Linked DNA regions of Homo sapiens: region 1 is linked to region 2. The links are chromatin loops, found by intact Hi-C in ENCODE. Cell type or tissue: Caco-2. All regions are shown on one strand. Each heading gives the region's core, and the rest is flanking DNA. Links, peaks and the distances in the headings are about the cores only.

Region 1 (7,900 bases), core at 1,656-5,655, 82 kb after region 2:
AGTAGATCAGATATAATGTCATCTTGAGTGAGCCTTCTGAAGACGCCCTAGCTGCTTGCCACCAGTCAATTGAGAAAAATATTACCATCTATTAAGAACTTGGAGGACGATGAGGTTGAATTCATCACTGCAAATTTGCAGACAGAGTCTGCAGACAGACAGTGATCCTGCCAGCAATGTTCATGACCTTAACAAGAAGCTCACAGCCTGTTTGTATCTTAGCCTGGACAAGTGCTGGGTGGTCCCTCTGAAGACTTCAATTGTTATGCTGCCCAAATACTGACTGGAGTTGCTTATTAACATCAAGGCTGTTCTGTCCCAATCCTATCTGATTCATGGACACATGGCTATCACTGATGGCACTGAAAACACCAAGCCCTGGAGTTTCTTTATATATCACTGTGCTGTGATAAAGGAAACTGAAAGCTGTCAGAATCAAAAGAGAGTCACAAATGTGAAGAAAACTCTGACAAATCGGGCCTGGGAAAGCCATGAAGAGAGGCTTCTTGGGCTTGTATGTCTGATAACAAAAACTACCACTAAAGACTGCAAAAACTGCAACCTTGTACGAAGGCCATGGCAACCTTATACAAAAATACTCCTACAAGGACATCTGCCTCAAACAACCTGTCTAACCTTGGACTGACATCACTCTTGTTACTCATCTCTGTAGCCAGGGAAAACTACTAAATATGTCAAAATAATTGTGTAATCCTCTTCATTTTTTCCTTTACCTCCCTGAATAAGCAAGCCATTCACCATGGCATGCATATTCCCAGTGCAACGCTCTATTTCCAAATAAACATCTTTTGAGAGCCTCTCTCTCTTATTTAGCCTGACAAAACTTACAAACACAGAGAATCCATTAAGGAGAAACCATGTAGAAATGAGAAGTCGGCCACTATAATTAAGACTTGGTTTTTTGAAAACAAGTTTGCTGTGGAAACTTTGATTTGTTCTTAATAGTCAAGAAAAACATTATGAGGAAAGATTTAATACCACAGCATAGCACAACTATTTGTATTTTCAGCAGTGATTTTTTTAAAAAAAATTATCTTCTTTCATGTAAATAACATGGGGCTTTACTTTCTTTTCATCTCATAAATCAATGAAAACCATTATCTTTAAGAAAAAAAAAAGACTGAAAGGAATGAAAAGGGTGAGCAGTGGGGTGAGGATAGATATTTTCTTATTTATGCCTCCCTGTTCCTTCCCCATTCCCGGGCAATGCATATCATTTTCATCTCTAGCTAGACACGTGCAGGTGGCAGAGCTCCTCACCGACCCCATTTCTCAGGTGGGTGAGTGAAGGGCAGCCATGCCACATGCCCCACCCCACCTCCAGCCCTACTGCTCCACCCAGGGCAGGTACTACTTACACTGACTTCCTTCCCCAAGCTGACAGAAGTCAGGACACGCTTCATTCCTTCCCCGCTTCCAATCTGCCAGATGGATGCCTCTGCAGCCTGGTTCTTCAAGGGCCAGTCTCTTGCTTGCAGCTCATACCAAACAGTCCTGCAGAGACCCAGCCATGTCTGTGAGCTCCTGGGCCGCTGTGCCCAGCTCAAGCCCAGGGGCCCTTGAGCCATAGCCCAGCCAGAGGATCAGGACCCTTCTCCAGCCTTCCTCACCCACTTGGCTTCAGGGGATGCTACAGTGGGCTCCTGGAGGCTCCTCCCAGCCCTAGAGGACCTGGGCCCTGTGCTCTCGTTGGGTGGGAAGTCTGAGACAGCGCAGGTTTGACCGGAGCCTTGGTGGTCATTCTGACCTCAGCACAAATCCAGCTCTGCCACCTTCTAGCTGCAAGATCCCAGTAAAACTGCTTCACCTCAGTGGGGCTAATGTCTCTTGTCACAGGGTTGTTTGAGGAGTACTAAATTGCCAAGCCCAGCACCTGGCACACATGGGTGCTCAGGAAAGGATACAGTTAAAGGTCAGGGAGGAAGGATGGCGCCAAGGCCACCCCACTGGGAAGGATACCCAGATACAGCACAGGTGACCGGGGTGGTGAGCCTTCCTTGGCCTCTCTACGTCCCCTTGGCTTTCTTCACTTGGGATGGGACTTTCTCCATCAGACCCACACTGTCCAATGTGGGAGCCTCTTGCCACAGGGGGGCTACTGAGTGACTGAAATGTGCACAGTTGAATGGAGGGGTGCTCTAGGCAGAAAACACACCAGATTTTAAAGACTTAGTAGGAAAAAAGAATATAAAATATCTTATTAATTTGTATATTGATTACATGTTGAAATAATATTTTGGATATATTGAGTTAAATAAAATATATCGTTTTATAATATATAAAACATAAACAGGGGAAACTAATTTCATCCATTTCTTTTTTAATGTGGCTATTAGAAAACTTTAACTTCTATATCGGGCTCACATTATATTGCTACTGGTCAGCACCCAGGTCTTTGTGGGGTAGCAGAGCCGGCAGGATATCCAGCTCCCCCAGACTGGGAGGAGCAGTTCTTGGTCAGCTCTGGTGAGCATCCTCCCAGATCAGCTGGGTGGGGCTGACAGCCAGTGTTAAGCACTGCACACAATTACCTGATTTAGTCCTCATGAAATGACCTTGTTGGGAGGAGCTATTCCAGGTCAAGGATATAGTCATGCACTCAACAAGCGGCAGAGCCAGGACTCAAGACCATGCACTCAACAAGCGGCAGAGCCAGGACTCAAGGTTGATTTTTTACTCCAGAGCCTGGGTTTTCAACACCTAAAAGCATGCCTCCCTCTGCCCCCAATGGCCACCAGGGCCCTCTGTTTTGGCCACACTTGGCCTCAGGGCACCAGGGGCCTACTCACCCAAATGCATAGACATCAGCAGCTTTGGAGAATGGCAGCTGATCCTCGTCCTTCCCGGGGGTCATCTCGCGTACAATCTCAGGGGCCAGATAGCACAGCCAGTCGTGGGACAGCTTTAGCTGGTTCTCACGCCTGGAGACCAGGAAGCCGGGACAAGGACACAGGCCTTTCAGCAGGCAGCAAAGAGGCCTGCCTGGCACAGGTCTGCCCCAGGGCCGGCAGAACACCCACACACAGCTTAGAAAACACACCCAGACCCAGAACACTGACCCTGCACTTGGGAAAGGCACCGGTGCTTTTGAGGAATTCTACAAAGGAGTCATGACCGGTTGTTTCTAGAAAAGCAGGGCAAGAATGGATAAATATTGACAGGGAGCTGCTGGTGAAGGTGCCCAGCTCCCTCTGCTGGAGAATGAGGCGCCTCTCTAACCAGGAACCCTGATCTGCCTGTGGATCTCAAACTTGGCTGGGGCTGGCCTTGCAGCCTTGCTGCCATGCTCCCTTTTGGGTTCCCCTAGATGTGAGGGGAGGGGCCTTTCTCCCTATGCCAATCCCTTCAAGATTTGGGGAAATAAAATTTGACACTCTTCCTCATCGTGGGGAAATGACCTGGTTCCTTGGCCAAGCGGGTGAACAGCCAGGGCAAATGTGAGTGTGGGGACCTGGTTTCCGTGGAAGTCGGCCTGAGAATCCAAACGCGACCCAAATCTGATTCTGAACCAGAACTACGAGGGCAGGACCAAAGCGACCTGGGCTTCCCTGCAGGGAGGGCTGCAGCTCAGCAACAAACAGTGAAAGTGCCCAGACCTCAGCCCTGCTCTTCCCCATCCAGCACCCACAACCCACCCAGACACTCAAGACCAACTCACCGTCCCTCTCGGACCACGCCTGAGATCCCAAACAGCCCGAAGTCTGTGATGACCACCTTGCCGTTGTCATAGAAGACGTTCTTAGATTTGAGATCTTTGTGTACGATGCCCTTGGCATGAAGATATCCCATGCCCTGGAGGACACATCAGGAGGAGTGAAGATGTGCAACGATGACGGAGGTGCCACCCTGGGCTGGATGATTTACCTAAATCCCCATATTTGATCTTCACAATTCCATGCAGTATATTGTCCCCATTTTACAGAAGAAGAAATCGAGGTTCAGAGAGGGAAAGTCACTTGCTCCAAGCCACACAGCAGTGAAGAAGCAGAGCTGAGATCTGATCCCAGACCGGTCTATGCTCTTTTAATGTTACCATGCTTCTAAACAACCATGTTAACCTTGGCTAAGGTAGGAGGTGTGAACAGGGTGATGGGCAGGGAGCCGGGGGGTCAGGGACAGTGAGATTTATCAGTGTACAGTCATAAAGGGCCTAAATGAGCTGGGGTTTTCTGTCAGGATATGCACAGCTGGTCTGTGCTCTCAGGCAGGACAAGGGCTCAAGGTGGGGGAACAGAGAGGCATTCCCACAGCGGGGTCCCCAACTTTGAGTGCTCCTAATGTCTGAGCTGTAGTAGAAGGAGCCCTGGACTAAGAAATCTGGGGTTTGAACTCCATCTCAGCTCAGATTCTCACTCACTCTGTGGCCTTGGACACAGTGCTCAACTTCTCTGAAGACTGGTTTCCTCACCTATCAAGCGAAGAGGTGGCAGTGGGTGATTTCTAACCAATGCTCTATTTGAACTAACACTGATGAGTCAGGTGCATGGAGCGTGGGTGACCTGACATAGGCATGATCTCATCCAAGGTCAAGCTGTCTTCAAACACCAGACCCAGGGCTCCTGTGTACCCCACAGCATGGATTATCGCGTTTTTAACCTCACACCAATCCAGAGAGGGAGGATATATGAAGATCCCCATTTTACAGGGGAGAAAACTGAGGCTTAGAGAGGCTAAACCTACCCAAGGTCACACAAAGGGTGTGACCAGGATTGAAACTGGCCTCTAAAGCCTGCCAAGTTCCTTCCCAACCAAGTCAATTCCATCAAGCCTAATCATGTGGACAATCAGCTCCCAGCTCTGAATGAATGAGACAGAGACAGGGAGGAAGAGATGGGGTCCCACCCTTGAGGAGCCTGAGCTAGAAGGAGAGGCAAAGCTGCCCAAACCACCCTAACAGGGAGTAACAGGGCGAGAGGAACAGCCGAGAGCCCTGGAACCGGCCAGAAACCCACCCCCAGCAGCTGGGCACCCCCTCACCTTGATGATCTCCTGAGCGATTTGCCTCGTCTTGTTGATGTCCAGAGACGTCTTGGGGTCCCTCACAAACGAGTGCAACGTCCGCCCCTTGCAGAAGCTGTCGAGGGTGGTGGGGGTCAAGCACAAGTCTGGGGCTGGTGCGGCCTGACCCCAACCCTGGTGGAGCCCATGGGGAGAACTGTGCCCGTCTGCCTGCAAGGACTCTCTCCAGCCCCTCGACTGTGAGCCAAATCTTCTTTAACCCAGCCCAGTCCTGCTGGGGCCTGGCCTGAACGTGCAGAAACACATGACACCACACACGTACACGCACACAAACCCCCATTCCCTGAGAGCCAGTGCCTGCCCATCCTACAACAGGAAACAGTGCATCAAAGCTCTCAGGAACTCAGAGTAGCCATGCTTGGTGGGTTCAAGGCAGGACCACTCTGATGGGGAAGAACTTGGCTAATTTAAGGGCATCAACAGGCAACATCAAGGCTCTGGGGCTCACTGTCAAGAATCTCATTATAGTTTTCATTTTTTCTTGATCACAGGGTTTTTATTACAATAAAGGAGTGTGCAAGGAGGGAAAGGGGGTGGGGTAGATGTTAGGGGCGTCAAGGTGACTACTGGAAAAGGAGCTTCAGTTCTGGGGTCGCCACCTGCATCAACTCCTAAAACCCCGGGTGAGGAGGGACCCAGAGAGAATGTGGGTCCAAGGGAGCTATCTTAGGAAGGGACTATGTTTTTAGGAAAATATTCTTGGAGTCTCAGAGCCTTTGAAAACCAGGCAAGGGGTAGAGAATATTGGTTGGTGATTTCCTTATCTGTGTCCCACTTTTCTTCAGCGTATTCTAAACAAAGTAAGATTTTTTTGTTAATGAATATTTTCCTGTTTCAGGCAGGCCACAGTGGCTCACGCCTGTAATCTCAGCACTTTGGGAGGCTGAGGTGGGCGGATCACCTCAGGTCAAGAGTTTGAGACCAGCCTGGCCAACACGGTGAAACCTCATCTTTACTGAAAATATAAAAATTAGCGAGGCGTGGTGGCACACGGCTGTAATCCCAGCTACTTGGGAGGCTGAGGCACGAAAATTGCTTGAGCCTGGGAGGCAGAGGTTGCAGTGAGCCAAGAACACGCCACTGCACTCCAGCCTGGGTGACAGAGCGAGACCCTGTCTAGTTTATCATTAATTAATTACCTGTTTTGTTTTTCATTAACTACTTTTTTTTTTTTTTTGAGATGGAGTCTTGTTCTGTAAATAAATTACGGGACCACCAGTGATCAGCTCTTGATTATACAACTCTTCCCAACTCTACTCCACTCCAGGAGATAACATTGGTAGTCTGAAATTGACCATGGTGAGAGTATTTACACCACAGGAAGTGATGGATGTTATAAATTAGGGCTTCCCTCCATACTGCCCCAAAACTGGTTGTTACACATTTACCAGCACACCACTGGGTTCAGCCTACGTGATGGGGATACTGTGCAGGTGTTAGAAGAGAGTAGACCTCAGACCCACAATCGGGTGCAGGAGGCAAGGTGTGAGCCAGCATGATCTCTCCTTTGTATTTTTACAAAAAGGAATAAACAGTTTAAAAACGTGAGTATATGCAAATGTCTTCCTTTTAACAGAAGGAATGTTAACTGTTTATAGTGTCTCTGACTTTGGGGAGAAGCGCTCAGTTGCAGTGGGAGAAGACTGGCTTTCACTCTGTACCTTTTATGGACATTTGATCTTCTGTAAACTTAGAAAGGTCTCACTCTGTCACCCAGGCTGGAGTGCAGTGGCATGATCTTGGCTCGCTGCAGCCTTGACCTCCTGGGCTCAAGCGATCCTCCTGCCTCAGCCTCCCAAGTAGCTGAGACCACAGGCACAGGCACCTGCCACCAGGCCCAGCTAATTTTTTTGTAGAGACAGCGTCTCAGTATGTTGCCCAGGCTGGTCTCAAGCTCCTGGGCTCAAGCAATCCTTCCACCTTGGCCTCCCAAAGTGTTGGGATTACAGACATGGGCCACTGCACCAGCCCATATTTATTTATTTTTTAGTGTCAATGCGGTTATGTGATTAGGAAGTTATACCCCATTTTTGGTTTTCTTCTTTATGCCTCTATTAGAACTTCCACACCCTCTAGGGCATCCACACAAACAGGGCTCCCTGGGAAGGGGGAGGCTGAGCTGGCCATCCAGCATGAGGTCCTAGGGCTTGGTTACCTGGTGATAATGGCCAGGTGGGGCGGGTTCATGCAGGCCCCCATGAAGAGCACCACGTTCTCATGCCGCGTCTGCCGGTAGTTCATCACCTCTTTCTTGAAGAGCTTCAGGTGGTCCTGGTTGTGGCCGTCCATCTCCAGCAGGCGAATGGCCACCTCGCCATGCCAGCGGCCGCGGTGCACCCGGCCCCAGCGGCCCTGCCCGATGGGCTCGCCCAGCTCTACCTGCTCGAAGGGGATGTCCCACTCCTGCAGGTACACGCTGGTCTGGCTGGCCTTGCGAGAGATGGGGCCCCGCCAGGGCCGGCGAGAGCTCGGCAAGTCGTCCACCTCGTCCTCATCGTCTTCTGCCTCTGACTTGCCAGCCTCTGGCTCCTCAGCCTGAAAGGAGAGCAGGAAGAACAGGGATGGGCAGCAGATCTGGGCTCTGCGACGTCTCTTCCTTCTCCTGGAGCCCTAGCCAGGTAACAGGGGAGAGAGGCATCCTGCCAGGGGACCCAGGTTGTAGTTGCAGCTCTGCACTGGCCTGCTGTGCAGCTCACTTAGCATCAGTGGACCTCAATGTCCTCATCCACAATATGTGGCGGCTGGCCCCGGTGACCTGAGGCCCTTCATCATGCTAATACTCCAATACCTACCTGTGAGCAACATCTAATTGTCCAGGAAAGAGCAAGAGCATCCCTGGCATAGAAGAATTTCACTGCAT
Region 2 (7,900 bases), core at 2,298-6,297:
GGATGAAATATGCCCTAGTCTCCTGCAATGCCTGCAGGCTTGCTAGGATTGGGAAATTCCAGCCTGGTGAAATTCTAATCAGACCAGTTGTCTGTTCTCGAACCCTGTTTCTGGTTAAGATGTTTATCAATGACAATGTGTGCACAGTGGGACATGAAACCTCATGAGCAATTCTAATTTCACCTTGGCCTTGTGATCTCGCTCTGCCCCCATTTGCCTTGTGATATTTTATTGCCCTATGAAGCATGTGATCTCTGTGACTCACTCCCTATTAGTACACTCCCTCCCCTTTTGAAATGCCTAATAAAAACTTGCTAGTTTTGTGGCTCAGGTGGGCATCACAGAACCTGCCAACATGTGATGTCACCCCCAGAGGCCCAGCTGTAAAATTTCTCTGTTTTGCACCCTTTTTATTTCTCAGACTGGCTGACACTTAGGGAAAATAGAAAAGAACCTACGTTGAAATACTGGGGGCTGGTTCCCCTGATATCTGGCACCCAGTGTGGTTTTTCTTTTTTCCTAAGTGCATGTGCAAACCCAATTCCCTTTGATAGGTGGGGAGAAATGCCATTGGTTCAGTCCAAGGAAACACTTGTTCGACTCCCTGACAACTGGTGAGTAGTCTGTGTATGGTCCAGGTTAACTATGGGCCACATGGAGTCTAAACTTCATGCTTACCTCTGCTATATTAAACTCCTGTAAAAACAGGGCAGAGTCTGAGTAACCATGGAAAATATGGTCACTCTATTCAGGGCGGTGGAAGAACACTGTCCTTAGTTTCCTGAAAAAGGAACCTTAGTTGTAGAACTATGGGATAGTGTTGGCACAACATTCCAGGAACTGGTCTCAACAGGAAATTATGTTCCCATCACTGTTTGGGGTGATTGGGCCTTGGCATGTGCCATCCTAATGACATACCAATCCCGTGACTCCCTACAGTTACCACAATTTTCTGAATCTGATGACCCTCCACCTCTTCCTCAACCTTCCTCTCCTACACAGCCTTTGTTAACTGATCAGCCTCTCCCTTCGCCTACTCTTCCCCCAATTAATGATGCTGACAATTCAATATCTAACTCCAGTGACTTTGGCTTAATGTCACCCCTTGATGACCTTATTTCTTTTCACAAAGAGCTGGTACTTGTAGCTCCCATGGCCCCAACTCAGACAGCCCGGGACCATATATATGCAAATTCTTCTCTCTTCAAACCTCTGGAGTCAGCTAATGGCTCTGGGACCAAACTACAATTTACCTATAATTATTCAGGCCCTCCCCCATCCACTGCAGCCCATCACCCTCTGGTCATTTCAGTTCCTCAACCAGTCACTTTGCCATCCACTCAGCCTGCTTCTCTGTACCCTTCTTCACACAGGGATGCCAGTAATCACCAGTATACTTCTGCTCCTTCTGCTCCCCCAATGCCCATTTCTCATGCTCTCATTCTGGTCTGACCCCCTCACCCTCAGTTTCCCTAATCTACACATGCTTTTCCTGTCACATCTATGCCAACTCTGTCTCAGATGCCTACTCTTAAAACTTCAGTGCAATGTTTATTATGCCAAAATAAACAAACAAATGGATTAGATGCGTGGGCTTATCCAGTCATGCTAGAACCTCCCAACTTCCAAGGGGTACAAATGTGTCATTATGTACCTCTCAATCTTACCTTTTTAAAAGAATTTAGGGATGCTTGTACTCAGTATGGCCCTACTTCTCCTTATGTTAAAATGGTATTACTAACTTTTTGTACTGAGGTCATTTTTCTTCCTTTAGACTGGGACCTTTTGGAAAAAGCTGTTTTAACCCCATCTCAGCATTTACAATTTCATACCTGGTGGTCAGAGGAGGCCCGTTTGCAGGCCCAGCTAAATTGGACTATTAGCTTTCTAATTACTCAGGCTCAGCTCACAGGCTCTGATAGTTTCTCTGATACTTATGCCCAATTAAACTTTGATGCTCTTACCACAGAACAAGCAACAAAGGTGTGTATGAGAGCTTGGGATAAATTATGTGCCCCAGGCCAAGCTCCTGTTTATTTTACTACGGTTAAACAAGGTCACACTGAATTATACCCTGATTTTTTAGCTAAATTATAAGATGCTGTTGAAAAACCTGTCTCTGATGAGCATGCTGTAGGTATTCTCCTTCCTATGTTAGCTTTTGAAAATGTGAGCCATGAGTGTAAAATGGCCATGTGTTCCATCCAATGACAAAATTTACCTGATCACGAGGTGTTGCCTGCATATATTAAAGCTTGTGAAGGCATTGGATCAGACACCCACAAAGGTATTCTGTGGCCACAGGCCATGAAGGACACCAATCAAACTGGCCCCACTAATTCTTTTCTTGGAGCCTGCTATAATTGCAGTCAACTTGGTCATATTCAGAAAAATTGCACTGTTAAAAACTTAAAAGTGACCAAGCTGGCTCAACAAACATGGCCAAATGCTGCTGCTACTGTTTGCCCACATTGTCGCAAAGGTAAACATTGGGCAAGTACTTGCCACTCTAAGAATGATATAGATGGAAACTCCCTGCCACAAAACCAGGGAAACAGGAAGCAGGGCAAGTCCCAGGCCCCAATATCAAATGGGATGCTTCAGACTCAGACCAATCTTGTGTTTCTGCTTCAGGTGGTCCCAATGCAGCCCCCAGAACAAACAAATTTACCTACAGCCAACCCATATGGGTCCCAGCCTCTCCTTCTGTCTCAGTACAATGCTTGTCCATCTCCACAGTAAGGCATGGGGCAGTCAATCTCTGTAGTACTATTCCTCTAAATTTACTACCTAACTCTTTGCCTTTAATTGTCCCCATGGGGTCACTGGCCATTTACCTCAACGTTCGGTGGGCCTGGTGTTAGGTAGAGCATCTACCTCTGCTAAAGGAATCACCATTCATACTGATCTCATTAACTTTGATTCCATTGATGATATTAAACTAATCATGTCTGCCAAGGTTCCTGTTTTCATTCCATCCGGTGAATCAATTGCTCAATTGCTTTTACTACCTAATATTGTTTTAAGCAAAGGAGATAAGACATGTGGCCATGGGACGGGCTCTGGCAGTGAAAAGACTGCTTATTGGATTAATGTAATTTCTAAACAATGGCCCACGTGCACATTCAAGGAAAAAAGTTTGAGGGCCTAGTAGATACTGGGGCTGATGTTTCTATTATTTCCTCTAATTTATGGCCTTCTTCCTGGCTTAAACATCCCAGTAACATGGGACTAGTAGGTGTTGGAAAAGCTGATGAAGTTTACAAGAGCACATTTATCTTGCCTTGCACTGGCCCTGATGGTGAAAAGGGTACAATTCAGCCTTATATCATGCCAATCCCCATTAATCTTTGGGGTAGAGATTTACTGGCACAATGGGAGACTGAAATTAATATTACACATAACTCTTATAGTGCTCCCAGTCAGCATATGATAGAAAACATGGGGTTTGTTCCTGGACTCAGTCCAAAACATGAAGGGATTACTAAATCCTTCCCAATTACTGTAAAAGAAGACAGGGTTGCTTTAAGTTATCCTTTTTAATGGCAGCCACTGCCATGCCTCCTGATTCTATCCCTTTACAATGGACAGTTTCTGAACAGTTACAACTTGGGAATGTGGAATTTTCTCTTTCCCCCTGGAATTCTCCTGTGTCTCTAGTAAAAAAGAAATCAGGCAAGTGGCAGATGGTGATGAATTTAAGGGCCATTAATGCTGTAATTAAACCTATGGGAGCCTTCCAACCCAGCATGCCTACCCCTGCTTTAATACCTAAAAATTGGTCTCTCATAGTTATTGATCTTAAAGATTTTTTTATATTGCTTTACATAAATTGGATTGTGAAAAATTTGCTTTTACTGTACCATCTATCAATAATCAAGAGCATATGGCTCATTATCAATGGAAAGTACTTCCTCAGGGAATGCTGAATAGCCCTACAATCTTCCAGCTTTATGTTGGACAAGTGCTTTCACCAGTTCAAGCCCAATTTCCCCAGGCCTATATTCTTCATTATATTGATGGTATTTTAATTGCTGCCCTCACTGATAAAGAATTAATTGACTGTTATCAAATTTTGAGCTGCTGTGTTACAGAGGCTGGATTACACATCACTCAGGATAAAATTCAACAGACCACTCCAGTTCAATATTTAGGAATGGTGGTCGATAATCAACACGTTCAACCTCAAAAAGTTCAGATTAGGAGAGATTCTTTGAAAACTTTAATGACTTCCAAAAACTCTTGGGTAACATTAATTATTTAAGACCTACTTTAGGCATTCCAACCTATGCACTGTCTAACTTGTTTTCTATGCTATTGGGAGATTCCAATCTCTGCAGTCCCAGGACTTTGATCCCTGAGGCTTCACTAGAACTGGAATTCATAGAAGAAGGAATCCAGACAGCCCAGTTATCTAGAGTACAGCCATCTCAGCCTTTTCAGCTTCTCTTTTTCACTTCATTGCACTCCCCTACTGGACTAATAGTTCAACATAATGATTTAGTAGAGTGGTGTTTTCCTCCTCATTCTGTGTTGAAAACTTTGTCTGTTTATTTGGACCAAACAGCCACTCTAATTGGACAGGCACAGTGCAGAATACTTAAAATTTCCGGGTTTGATCTGAATTTAATTGTAGTTCCTTTAAATCGGCTCAAAGTTCAAGCCGCCTTTCAACATTCTGTACTGTGGCAAATTCACTTGGCTGATTTTATTGGTGTTATTGACAATCATTATCCAAAAAACAAATTGTTTGATTTCATAAAAATGACGTCTTGGGTGGTCCCTCGATTAACCAAAGATCAGCCCATTCCTGAGGCCGTTACAGTGTTCACTGATGGCTCCAGTAATGGAAATGCTGGTTATGTACGTCCTACAGACAAGCTTATTTCTACCTCTTATACCTCTGCTCAAAAGGCAGAGTTAATTGCTGTCATTACTGCCTTACAGGATTTCCCCAAACCTTTAAATATTGTCTCTGATTCTGCTTAGGTTGTACATGCCACTAAAAATATAGAAACTGCTACCATCAAATATATTGATAATTCTGAACTGGCTTCTTTATTTTCAAGGCTACAACAGGAAGTTTGCCAACATAAACAGTAAACACCCTTTCTATATTACACATATTAGATTTCATACCACTTTACCATGACCCATGTCTGCTGGTAACCATAAAGTTGACTGTTTGGTCTTTTTTGCAACCCAAGAAGCTCAGGAGTTCCATAATCTCTCTTATGTCAATGCTGCTGTATTAAAAGATGAATTTGCTGTCACCTGGAAGGAGGCTAAGCTTATTGTTCACAGCTGCCCTCAGGGTCAGGTCTTTATACTTCCAAATCAGGAACCTGGTGTTAATTCCAGAGGCCTAACTCCTAATGATTTATGGCAAATAGATGTGGCTCATGTTAGCTCCTTTGGGAGACTTTCATGTGTGCATGCTTCTGTAGATACTTTCTCAGATTTTATCTGGGCTACTTGCCAAACAGGGGAAGGCATGGCCCATGTTAAAAAACATTTGTATTCTTGCTTTGCAGTTATGGGGCTTCCATATCAAATAAAGACAGACACCACCCCTGGATATGTTAGTAAGGCTTTTGATTTATTTATGCAACAATGGGGAATTTCCCATACTACCAGAATCCCTTACAATCCTCAGGGACAGGCTGTGGTGCAATGGGTCAATTGCACCTTAAAAACTCAATTGCCCAAACAGTCTGAACAACAAAAACATAATTTAACTACCCCCCATTCCCAATTATATTTGGCATTGTTTACTTTAACTTTTGTAAATGTCCCTAAAGATAATAATCTAACTGCAGCCAAACACCATTATACAGGCAAAAAATTCTCCCTAAACGAAGGCAAGCCAGTGTTATGGAAAAACTCCCAAACCAATACCTGGGAACCTGGCACAATTATAATGTGGGGGAGAGGATATGCTTGTGTTTCACCAGGAGATCATCAATCTCCTGTCTGGGTGCCCACTAGGAGACTCAAGCTTCGTGTGAATACTAACAATGAAAACCACAGGGAAAAGACGTCCATGTCACAGACCACCCTGAGATGTGGTGAGATCTGTGCCAACTCCTCAGAAGCTGGCACACCAAATCAAAATGGGCCTGGTTCAATACTCCCTGATGGCAACGGAGACCCATCTAACTAATCCCACTTCTCCTAAATACCTTTCTTTTTCTCCTTACAAACCTAAAAATCTCACCATTTCTATTACCTGGAAATAACATCCCTCTGTTCTTCTCTTCCTCCTTCAGCACTGAATCTCACTTACAACAGGTTTTATTTAATGATTGTCCTCCTTATACTTTCTGTCTCACCAGTTTCCTCTCACACTGATTTACCTGCTACACAAAATTATTCTTGCTGGGCTTATGTGCCTTTTCCTCCACTCATTTGACCTCTCACCTGGATGGATGCTTCTGCAGAAATCTACACTAATGATAGTTTGTGGATGCCTGGAGCCACAGATAAGCATTGCCCTGCTCAACCAGAAGAAGAAGGCACTGCATTTAATGTTACTATGGGTTATAGATACCCCCTCTTTGTGCCTCAGACATGCATCTGGTTGTATCCATCTAGAAACCCAAGTCTGGGCTGCTTATCTTCCAGAGAGATCAGCTACAGAGAAACCAGGACATTTTGTCTCCAGCCTCTCCCTTTCTCCTTTAAAACAAATGAAAGGGGGAGTAATGGGAGATACCCCATACTTTCAATATAAACCTGCAGGAAAACCATGCCCTAAAAATTTTGAGGGCCCATCTAAAACTTTAATTTGGGAAGATTGTGTTAACCCACATGCAGTAATATTAAAAAATGGCTCATATGGTTTAGTAATAGACTGGGCACCAAAGGTCTATTTAAAAAACAATTGCTCCTCTCCAGAAGGGAATGCCTGGAGGCTACTTATTTTATTTCTTATCGGGAGAATGAGAATCATCATTCTACTTTGCATAGGAGGTTCAGCTCATTCTTTCCCTTAAAATGGGAAGATAAAGGCATTACCCCCCCCCCCCCCGAGGCCTCATATGATATTCCCCATTCTAAGCCAAGAACACCCAGAACTTTGGAAATTGGCTCTTACCATGTCTGGACCGTGAGTATGGGAAGGGGAAACTTTTCTGTCTATTGTCCCCACTACCATCCCTCTCCCTCAGTATCAACATAGATCCAGACATTTTGCTTTGCTTACCTCCAACCTGACTGTTCCCATACAGAGTTGTGTTAAGCCTCCTTACATGCTGTTAGTGGGAAAATCAAAATTTGGACTAACAATCAAACTGTCCAATGCATTGATTGTCATTTATACACTTGTATTAACTCCCATTTTGACTCCAGGAAAAGTGTAATGTTGGTTTGAGCTCAAGAAGGAATCTGGATTCCGTTAACTTTGCCCAGACCTTGGGAATCCTCCCCCTCGATACATTTAATTAATGAAGTGTTACAGTGAATAACAAAAAGATCTAAGATATTTGTTTTCACTTTAATCACTGTGATCATGGGCCTAATTATGGTCACTGCAATGGCCACCACTGCTGGAATGGTGTTATATCAGTCTATTCAAATGGCTCATTTTGTTAATGATTGGCAAGCCAATTCCACCCAAATGTGGAATTCTCAGCAAAGTATTGATCAAAAATTGGCTAATCAAATTAATGATTTAAGACAGTCTGTTATTTGGCTTGGAGATTGGGTAGTGAGTCTCGAACATTGCATGCAAATGCAGTGTGATTGGAGCACTTCTGATTTCTGGATTACACCATATTCCTACAGTGAGACTGATCATTCATGGAAAATGGTCAAAGGACACCTTCTGGGTAGGGAAGACAATTTACCATTGGACATAACTAAATTAAAGAAACAAATTTTTGAAGCCTCTCAAGCTCAT

The links. Peaks named below come from ENCODE experiments on the same cell type or tissue, not always from the same donor. Only the 100,000 strongest peaks of a DNase experiment are listed, where the experiment ranks them.
Region 1: it touches region 2 in a loop (4-fold over the local background); 1 of 110 quality-filtered maps calls a loop at or near these places.

Annotation. Positions count from the first base shown.
Region 1 is chr17:27,605,109-27,613,008 of GRCh38, reverse strand. It overlaps KSR1 (kinase suppressor of ras 1), which reads right to left. Exons shown (of 21, transcript NM_001394583.1): 14 at 7,196-7,575; 15 at 4,999-5,095; 16 at 3,680-3,813; 17 at 2,811-2,942; 18 at 1,380-1,515. It also overlaps the pseudogene ITM2BP1. Among named protein-coding and RNA genes, the nearest start is that of LGALS9, 22 kb to the left of the region's middle. In Caco-2, for the core only: a CTCF peak has its summit at 3,235 (motif pointing left); a DNase peak (open chromatin) is centred at 3,218.
Region 2 is chr17:27,687,550-27,695,449 of GRCh38, reverse strand. No RefSeq gene overlaps it. Among named protein-coding and RNA genes, the nearest start is that of LGALS9, 60 kb to the right of the region's middle. In Caco-2, for the core only: no CTCF peak of the experiment used is centred there; a DNase peak (open chromatin) is centred at 4,379.